2 separate regions of the Homo sapiens genome follow, and region 1 is linked to region 2. Evidence: chromatin loops called from intact Hi-C (ENCODE). Cell type or tissue: PC-3. All regions are shown on one strand. Links, peaks and the distances in the headings refer to the core of each region. The heading gives the core; the rest is flanking DNA. Region 1 has its middle 15 kb from the start of LINC01507. Region 2 overlaps TLE4 (TLE family member 4, transcriptional corepressor).

What was found. A loop is a pair of places that touch in the nucleus more often than their neighbours do. Peaks named below come from ENCODE experiments on the same cell type or tissue, not always from the same donor. Only the 100,000 strongest peaks of a DNase experiment are listed, where the experiment ranks them.
Region 1: it touches region 2 in a loop (4-fold over the local background); 2 of 110 quality-filtered maps call a loop at or near these places.

Annotation. Positions count from the first base shown.
Region 1 is chr9:79,806,989-79,812,368 of GRCh38, reverse strand. No RefSeq gene overlaps it. Among named protein-coding and RNA genes, the nearest start is that of LINC01507, 15 kb to the left of the region's middle. In PC-3, for the core only: no CTCF peak of the experiment used is centred there; a DNase peak (open chromatin) is centred at 2,288; H3K4me3 peaks cover 467 bases.
Region 2 is chr9:79,668,074-79,673,453 of GRCh38, reverse strand. All of the region lies in intron 8 of TLE4 (TLE family member 4, transcriptional corepressor), which reads right to left. Among named protein-coding and RNA genes, the nearest start is that of TLE4, 99 kb to the right of the region's middle. In PC-3, for the core only: no CTCF peak of the experiment used is centred there; a DNase peak (open chromatin) is centred at 3,023; H3K4me3 peaks cover 1,279 bases; H3K27ac peaks cover 3,733 bases.

The sequences.
Region 1 (5,380 bases), core at 225-5,224, 140 kb before region 2:
AGTTTTAATGCAGCAAATATTTATAGAGTGCTAACAATGTGGCAAGCACAGGGCCGAGTGTAGTCATTGTCTCCAAAGTCTCAGTGCCCAGAATCTTTGCTTAGAGAGTGGTGACTCATCAAATTTAATAATTAGAAATTTTCTATTTCAGCGAAATTACACTTCTAATCATAATACGAAATTTTAGGATGATTTTCTTTCCTGAATTGACTATATTATCATTTGAATTCAAATAGGGAGTATGGCAACATTCCAGAAATTTCCATAATAATTTTTCTAAAGGTATATGCAAATGTTGATTTCAAGTTGTAACCCCTGGGATCGGGGGTGGTGCTTCATAGCCGGTCTTAACTTTCAGGTGGCTGGTAAGCATTCATCGGTCATATTTAGTTAGGCATTGAACTTAACAAACTGTAGTATTCATTACTTAGTATGAAATAACAAGTACTCAGGGCGGGCATGGGGGCTCACGCCTGTAATCCCAGCACTTTGGGAGGCCAAGGCGAGCAGATCACCTGAGGTCAAGAGTTCAAGACCAGCCTGACTAACATGGTGAAACCCCGTCTCTACGTGGCACATGCCTGTAATCTCAGCTACTGGCAGGGCTGAGGCAGAAGAATTGCTTGAACCCGGGAGTCAGAGGTTGCAGTGAGCTAAGATCATGCCATTGCACTCCAGCCTGGGCAACAAGAATAAAACTCCGTCTCAAAAAAAAAACAAACATAAAACAAGTGCTCATGTCAGGGAGGGACAGCAAGTGGTAACTACAGGATGACTGAAGTTGAAGGGAGAACAAAAAGGAAATCTAGTTGTCAACACCAGAAATCAGTTGGCAACCATCACCCATTAGCTACCTCAGTGATTTTTTTTTTTTTTTTTTTTTTTTTGAGACAGAGTCTCGCTCTGTCGCCCAGGCTGGAGTGCAGTGGGGAGATCTCGGCTCACTGCACCCTCCGCCTCACATATTTAAGCATTCTCTGCCACAGCCTCTGGAGTAGCTGGGATTACAAGCGCCCACCACCATGTCCGGCTAATTTTTGTATTTTTAGTAGAGACGTGGTTTCACCATCTTGGCCAGGCTGGTCTTGAACTCCTGACTTCGTGATCCACCTGCCTCGGCCTCCCAAAGTGCTGGGATTACAGTGATATTTTTAACTGTACCTAAATCTAATAGCATTTTTAAAAAATAAGAATTAAAATTTTCTTAACTCATAGCATCTTTTCAGGTAAATACCACATACTATTATTATTACTCTAAGTAATCATCTAGGAGTTTAAACTTCACACAGATAATGTTTTCTTCATCTTCAAAATGCAAAGAGGAAAAAAAATGAATTCCTGTAATCATCTTCAAGTTCTCCCTCAAAAAAATGTGGGAAGCTGGGATACAAGCCAAGAGAAAAATCCCATTTTAGAACTTCAAGATCAAGTACCTAGGCCAAGGGTGAAAAAGGCATCCTTAAAGAGACCAAAGTCTTAGAAACCAGTTCTGAGAAATTTGTAAGTTTTCTTACAAAGTTGAACTTGGCCAGGCGTGGTGGCTCACGCCTGTAATTCCAGCACTTTGGGAGGCTGAGGCAAGAGGATCACTTGAGCCTAGGAGTTGGAGATCAGCCTGAGCAACATAGGAAGACCCTATCTCTACAAAAGATATTTTTTAAAAAACCAAAACACCTAGCTAGACCTGTTGGCACTTGCCTGTAGTCCCACCTACTCAGAAGAATGAGGTGGGAGTATCGCTTGGGCCCAGGAGTTCCAGGTGGCAGTGAGCCATAATCATGCCACTGCACTGCAGCCTGGGCAACAAAGTGAGACCCTGTCTCAAAAAATATGTACATATATATAAAAACAAAAAGTTGAACTCATCAAACTGTCCCAGATGAACAAACCAGTTAACACTATTAAAAACACTTTTCAATAAAATATAACTTCTAAATTATAAATTACAATGCCACACAGATTAATGCATTAATTAAAAAATGAAAGATATATGTCACTCAATCAAAATTCTTGAGTTTTCAGATCTTAAAGAAAATTATGTTCTTACAATTTCCTTTTTCAACTTCATAATCAAAAAACAGTTTAACAAAAGGCAGAGGAGAAATCTGTAACATGCATTAAACTTTCACTTTCATTAGCAAAACAAACATTGAACGAATGTGCTTTTACCACATCTGCTTAACCTTGAAGACTCTGTATTTTTTTCACTCTTCTTCTGGAAGTTTTAAATGGCAAAAACATTCCTGGTTTCATTTGCAGTCTGAATGAGTAATTTCAATGATAACAATGACATTTGAAATATTTGTGGTTTTGTGCAGCCTTTCCTCCAGGAATAATAAAAAAGCCAAGAACAGTGAATAATCCAAAGAAGACCTTCCTTAAGAATCATAGAGGAAAATAAAATCCTGTGCAAAAGTCATTTGTTTTGGCTGTGTAGCCCCATTCAGAGTGGAATTCATACTACCCAGACTTTTTTTTTGGACAATTAATTTATTAATAATAAATTTAATTAAACAATCAATGAATCAGTATTTAGGTCTCCATTTCTGAGCTGATAATATTTGTCCAGCAGTGGTTAAAGTCCAGTTGTTATTTGTTTAAATTTAGACTTATATAGGTTCTATATGTTCAAGGGATCTTTATCTTTTACTGTCCTCTCTGTTAGCCAACATTCGAGCATGGGAATTGGGGAGTGGTATGTGATGTTCTAGTTCAAAGGACTTTTTAGCCAAACTGAGCTTAAATATGTACATAGGCATATTTTAAGTTGAGTACACAGTATTAGCTGGTCTCTCAAGCTATATATTTTTAGATAAAAAGCACTTATACTAAATACAAATTCTTTCTGAACTAATCAGACCACCAACCACAATGTCAAAACGCTTTTAAAGAAACTTCACAAAAATACCAAGCTTAAATTGTCTCCTTTACTTGTAGCAAAATGAAATAAACAAAGAAAAAGGAAATTTCCCCCAAGCCAACACATAGACAGGAAAAGACTTCAGAAATCCAGGAGGAATGACAAACATTTTTAAAATAACATTGGATTTTAAATTAAAGTCTTAACTAAAAGTGTTCTAAAAATCAATGTGTTCCGCTTAAGGGAAAGAGGGAGGACTCCAACACACTTCTAAGCACACAGTAGGCACTCAAGAAATCACTGTTGATTGCTAGCAAAGCAGTGACAAAAATCTTGTGTTTTTCTAGAATAGAAGCTGAATCAAGGTTTTCTCTCTGTCTGGATAGTGTGGATGTTCCAGAGAGTGTAACGGTAAAAGGACAAGAAAGTAAGAAAGAAGCACTTAAGGGAGTGAAAGAGAGACTTTGGAATTAGCAAAGACAAGATCCGTTTCTCATTTCCCTATCCCTTCACAAAAGCAGGGGAGAGGGACTAGTTATCTCATCATTCTAATAAAGCAATTGATCTAGATATACTCTTAGAGGGCCATAAAGTGCCCAGTAGACAGCATTCAATCGATTCTCACTATACTGTTTTATAATTTTTTGAAAAAAATGATGGTATTTTCTCTATGTTCCTCATAGCATGGAGAAAGATCTAAGAAGGACCTAAGAGCTCCCTAATCAATTGGTCCTCATTGTTCCAGGAAGTTAATGGATAAGAGATTGCTTCCAGTTTTGAGGAATTATTGAGTCATTCAATTCTTTCACCTCTCCAGATCCTTCTCAATATCCAAAAGTAAATAAAATGCAGAGATAGTGGGACCACCAGAGGAACTCTCCTCACTGTTCCTTTAATATCCAGTTGAATGGCACTGTCTAGTCTCCAGGTAAATATCATTGCTCCATGCATGCACTTTAGCCATATGTGGAGAAGGTGTAACCCTGAGAAGGCTGAATAAGAGAGAAGCTAAATAATCACAGTTATAGACAACACAGAAGATTCTAGGTGGCACGTTCTTAAAAATCGAGGACTTTTTTTTTTCCAAGCTCACTGTTCAAGCAGGTAGACAATACATGCAGATTCATTGCACTCTAGACACAGCCACCAATGTTTCCCTGTCTTAAAGCGTTACCATTAAAAAGGAATTATCCTACTTAGGAAAAAAGGCTGTGTGTATTTAACTTGAAAACAAGATTTGACAAGGTGACCATCTGTTTTCTCTTTCCCACTTAATTACAAAAGGAATGGCACTTGAAGCCAACCAAAATACCCAGGGAGGAATTGGGATTATGACATATTCATTTTCTCTGCAAAGTGCAAACCTAACACTTGCTCATATGGCCACATTGAAGGGTAGCAGAATTAGCGCAGCTGCAACTGATCTCCCACCACAGCCACTGGGACTGAAGTTAGTTAACCTGAAAACCTGATGCCACTCAATGTAAGCACACTGAAGGGCACCCAAACCATTGGTAAAACCTCCCCTTGGGGAGGAACAAATGCTCCACTGGATAACACCTCATTTCACCAGCTTGCATGGGATCATCTCTACTCAAGGTCTGAGTTTCTTTTCTTTCCTTTTCCTTTTTCTTTTCTTTTCTTTCTTTCTTTTCTTCCTTCCTTCCTTCCTTCTTTTCTCTCTCTCTCTCTCTCTCTCTCTCTCTCTCTTTCTTGACGGAGTCTCGCTGTGTCTCCCAGGCTGGAGTGCAGTGGCACTATCTCCGCTCACTGCAACCTCCTCCTCCCGGGTTAAAGCGATTCTTCTGCCTCAGCCTCCTGTGTAGCTGGGACTACAGGCACGCTCCACCACGCCCTACTAATTTTTTGTATTTTAGTAGAGATGGGCTTTCACCATATTGGCCAGGCTGGTCTCGATCTCCTGACCTCGTGATCCGCCTGCCTCGACCTCCCAAAGTGCTGGGATTACAGGTGTGAGCCATGGTGCCCAGCCCAAGGTCTGAGTTTCTATCAGCAGAGTTCGTTTGGTGATATATGCTTGAATCCAATTGTATAGAAACAACCCCTTGCAATGGAAAACACAGAAGACTAAAAGTCACAAAATCTAGGTACCAGTTCCAGGTAAGTCAACTCCTTACCTTTGTGGCCCCAAGCAAGTTATACAAACTCCCTGAGTCTCAATTTCTTCATCTGTAAAATGGGAACACTAATACCAATTCTGCTTACCTTATAGGATGTCTAGAAAAGTTTTATAAGATAATTGGAAACTGATAAGTAAAATATAAATTATTTTACCAATATAAAATATTAATAAAAATATCAACAAAAATATGGTCACAGTAAACCTAAGTAAACTTAAGAAGAATCCCATAAAAGACATCTCTACATCATAAGTAAATACCCTTTGCAATAATAGGATAATTTTTCTAGCTGCTCCCTTTTGTTTAAGCAGAGATCTCCTGACCAGCTTCCAAAAGGCCATGAAAATAGTCAAACTGTCCCAGAGAAGTAATTACTTCA
Region 2 (5,380 bases), core at 176-5,175:
TAAGGAACTCATGAAAGAAAAACTCCAAGACTAACTCACATTATTTTGCCTTAATGGAATTGGGTTACATTCAATATTGTTTTAAATAAGTGGACCACTGGTTGGGGTCTAGAAATTGTTTGGTTAGAGGGATATTTTTGTTATAATATTTGTTATAATCAGATTTGATTTGTACATCTCCCAAAACAAATGTTGTGACACTATAAAAAAATTTCAGGATCTTACGCCAAACACAACTAGCTCTTTAAAAATTTCATTCCTTGCAGAATGAAAAGACTGTACAATTCTCTCTGATATTTATTCTGAATATTTCAGCGATGTATCCTCCACGTTCCTGAAAGCCAAAGGCACATAATTTATAGCAGGGTTTCTAAAACCGTGCCCTTTTCACTGGTTGCTGGCATTTAAAGCATGTTTTCACACATCTTGCAATGTTCTAAGACTATCCACATTGATTGGAATTACATTTTAAAAGCATTTTTAATTGAGTCCCTGTGCTGAGAGTTTTCTATGCTCCACCTGCCCTCACTTGCACTTGTTTCTTTAACATAACTCTAATTGTCGCTGTAGAAAGTTTCCACTTTATCTGGTCCTTCCTCTTAGGGTTTTCTGAGCTACAGAAACACATGCTCCTTTCCCTTATCTTTTAAGTAACATACATCTCTACAAAGAAACACAATTGATGCTAAGTTCTGATAAACAGAGAAATGTGAATCCCTCTTAAATCAAATTCCAAACCTGAGCTAAGCAAGCAAAAGTGGCATCTCAGGTAGGTGATAAAGAGTAACAAAGATTCAAGAATTCTCAAGCACAGCTGACCCCACAAAGGCTTCTTGGGCCTTTGGTGAAGATTCCACTTCTCTAAAAACAAAGGTCTGGCGGTTGGTAAGAATGAACCGCCTCAAATATGGCCTCATGTTTCCCAGGTCCTCTGTCTCACAAAAACAGGTCATGCAGGAAGCTGACTCTATACATCCAGAGGTAGAAAACATGTAGAAAAACAGATTCACTTGAAAGACATCTCCTAAACCTTTGCCAGACCCACCCTGGCTCATGTGGGAAGTTGAAATCCTGTCTGCTCAGGGGCCCCTCACTGCCCGCCCACAGTGGGAAACTTGGCCATGTTGGTTGGTTATTCTGGATTCTCCTGTGGGAAAACCACACTCTTCCCATGAGGGCAAACACCATCTTATGCCCAGTGTGTATCTTACTTTCCAGGACTCTGGCCCCTTTGTCATTCTTATTAAGAAAATATGAAATCTGCTAGAGCCCTGTTGGTATGACTCTTTGAGCAAGCTGAATTTCCATTCTGCGCACCCTCTCTCCCCAGGACAGGAGGGCTCCTTGACATTGTAGCTCTGGAAGACAACTATGTAGCAGGGCACTAATCACTGAAAGGGCATCCCCCCTCCCCCACCACCACCTCTGCAAAAAAAAAAAAAAAAAAAAAAAAAAAAAGTGTTTTGTTTCAATGGCCTAAAAAGCATAGGCCGTATAAAATCTTCCAGACTGACTTTTTTTTTTTTTTAACGGAGAAACTGAGGCTAATCTTCACTGAAAACAAAGCAACCAGGGATCACACTATGAGAGGCATTCATGTCTTGAGTAGGGGTGGGAGTATAGTCCTTAACCTCCCCTTGCTGAACCAGGTCTGCTGTTCCCCAGCACCCTGAATACTGCAATCACTCCCTTCCCTTCAGATATACTTCTGTCAAAGTCCATAGCAAGGCTGACTCACTGCCTTGTGAGACTCCTCAGTTAACTCGGTCTGAAGAAAAGAAGCTGCAAATAAATCAGTATTATAGTGCAGGGATGTGTGTTCTTTCCCCAAACAGCCAACCTTATTGACAGGGATTAGGTGTATGAGTAGTAAAATAATGAAAAGCAGCAAGAGTCTCTCCTGCTCGACAAGCATCTGTTGGGTATACTCCCTCTCCCCACACAATTAGAGGAATGCCAGAATTGTTATGGTTTACAACACTGGAGGGAGAAGTCCATTTTACAGATAATCTGACACGAAAATAAAAGAGGCTCTCTGCAAAAACGGTAAACTGTGAGATCACAGTCCTCGGGCCACTCGTTGAGCTCGTCAGGGTAGTTATTAGCTTTTCCTACCAGTAGAAGCACACAACACTAGCATGGCAGGTGAATGTCTTTTAAAATCAGGATTTAGACTGACAGGAACCCAGAAGGTTCTTCCTCTTTGGTCTCCAATTTCATCCATTATGAGCAGCAAGTAGTTTTGCTGTAAAATACATAAAAGTCACATTCTCAGCCAAGGTTGAACTATCCCTAAACACAAAATCCCCAATGGAATTAAATATGTGCTAGGATCAGCTAAAGTTAATTCTCAACCATCTGCATGTACAAGATCCATTTTGTAGATTTTTTTTTAGGCAAAATTTAATCTCAATAATTTCCCTGTGGCCTGGCACACTTCTAGTTTGCTCCTTTCTGCTGTTAGTTTTGTGTTTGTTTGTGGAATGCAAGTTAATTTAAATATTAACCCTCCAAAGAATAAACACAACCAGGTCATTTTCAAATTACTCATACTGTACACTAAAAAAACAAACAAAAAAAAAACCAATAAGGACCTACTATATTGGGCAACTTTACCACTCCCATGTTACACAGATAGAGAAGAAGACTGCCAAAAATCACAAGGATGGTAAATAGCATAAGGCATGATTTGAACCCAGACCACCTGGTTCCAGAGGATGAGTGTCTAGCTGGTATTGCTACACTGTTTCCTGCCTACTGGCTGTCTAGAGTTCATAGCATGCCACATGCACAGAAGTAGACAGGTCCCAACACACACCAGCTTCCCAACCTTAAGAAATGCAGTTTGAACAGAGTATGTAGAGTCACCTTGAGTCACCGTTAACAAGGGTGATATTTTAGCTTTAAAAGCACAGCAAACATGAATACCTGCTTGAGCAGTGGGAAAGGAGGGGGAGGAAAGACTGAGGCATATCTGTCTGTAAAACAGGTCTTTTACAAAAATATGCTTACCCTTGCATCTCTGGTCACTGCCTGAGGGTGCAGTGTACCAATCTTTTTGACGTGGCCTAAGTAAATTTCTCTTGAACTCATTCTTTTCATTTGTGAGCCTTTTGTTGTGCTTTTGCCCAGGGTCTCATAATTTTGGAGTCATGCTGAGTCAAGTCGGTGTAGTCTCTTTCTTTCTTCTGGCTTGTTAATGGTGATAAACTTCTTGCCTTATTGTCTTCTCAAGTTTTTTTTTCTTTCTTTTTTTTTTCTTATTTAACTGTTACTCATTTTACTCTTTAGCTATCCCCTCTAAGGTGAGTCTTTTCAAGTTTTCTACTTGCACGATTTCCCTACCTCCTCTCTTGAGTAATAAACCCTGGAAGAACTACCAACTACTTAATCACATAGATGCATTTATCCCCATTCAGTGTCTGTCATTTCAGGGGTTTCTTCCTCATGAACTTCAGATCTAGGCCTTTACCATTTGACCATCTAGTACTGAAACAAGCAAAATATCTTCTGAGAGCTGAAACGTGGGGAGCATTCATGTAACTTTTTTGAGTGGAGCACAGCCATGTAACGCATGCCCCCATTTCTGAGAAAATCCTGACCTCTTCTCACTGGTCACTGCTCTCTAGGATTAAGATGCTGCAAAGACTAAAACAATTGGGCCATTCCCACTTTTAACAAACTCAGTAAATTCCTATTCTTTCCTAGATTTGGTCACATGAAGTACTGGAACAAGCACAATTACACAAAGGTATAATCCATTCTTTTTGTCACCAGTAGCAGAGGGGAATCCAATAAATGAGGTTGGAGAACAGAATGTTGAAAGGAAGCCTTAGCCTCTTCCTTGCTCAGACACTAGGTGAAATAATACCAACAAAACAATGTGAGTGATGGTGCCCAGAGCGCCTCAGACCAAAACTGCAGGCCAAAAAAAAAGACATAGCTTAATTTTCCTGACTATTCAAATATATTTTTAGTAACTCTTCAACTATCACTGAAACGCACTCTTCCAAAAGACATTTTAATTGCCTAAATACAGTTTCTGCCTATTCTTGCCCATGTTTTTTAAACATTTTTCTGGCCTCACTACTTATTCCAAATCTTCTACTTGTCAGAGAAGGCATATTCTGTGACAATTTCCATCTATCAAACGGTGGTGAGTTTTGCTGGCTTTTAAACAACTGCCATAGACCTATTTAGATAAACTGTTCAGAGGGACCTATCTCTGAAGCCTAACCACCTCCACTGACCATGTGTGCACTGAAAATGAACTCCTCAGCTTCTGAGTCAATACTCAAGGGGAACTTTCATTTGGAGACATTTTAAAGGAAGAAAAAATATGCATACAATCCTAAGCCAGGGAGACTTTATATTTTGGTTTGTGATAGGGAAAATACATGCACAAATGAAGCCTGGGGAAGCCTAAATGCAAAATGAAATAATCGAGCAGAAGGATGGCGGGCTTCTCCGACACTCAATCATTTTCAGTCACACTATGTTGTCCAGTAACCTGCATTGATAATTCCTCATGAATAAAATGCCAGCATTATCATCTGCAGCTACATTGTTGACATGCTTTTGCTATTTCACTAAAAATACCATTAATTTTCTGGCTTCACAACAGCTGAGCTACTCTCCATTTGAATATACAAAAGAGTATTTTGTTTAAAGCAAATTAAAAGCGTTCCAGTAGATGACTTCCATTTGCTAGCTATACTATTTTAGCATATACTGTTCTTCTTAATCCTCCCCACCTCAACGTCATGCCTGTCATCTCCCCAGTCCAAAATACTTCTATTATTAAAATTTTGTTTTAAGTTGAGGAGGGGGAATCTGGAAACTATTTCTGTTGTAACATTCTTGGCCTGCAAGCCACCTGACTGGCATGGTAAAGAGCGTGGCTTTTTGAGGGTTACAAGATACGGTGACCTCCTTGATTCTCTCACCTCTGTGAGCCAAGGTACATAAGCAACAAAATTTTCCAGTTTGGTATCGGAAGGGTAAACTGCTAAACACACACACCGAATACACCTTCCACTTCCCATCTAGATACGTTCCGACATCCTCCACTTCAGTCAGAAAGAAAACCACTACTCCTGCCAAGCCCTCCTGGCATCTCACCACTTTATTTGTTCCCATTTGTATCTAATGCTTTTGTCAACAGTTCAACAAAAGTCAAAGCAAACAACCCACTGCAAACACTGGGGGTAACAGCAACAAGCATGAATCCTTCACAATTATCCAGCCCAGCTGCTCACAGCTCGTCTGGGCTGCTTTCATTAACAACAATGTCAACAAAAGACTGAAACCCACCCAGTAACTAGATGGGTCAATACCACCACTGTATACCCTCTGTAGGAGGAAACGCTGTTCTCCTTTG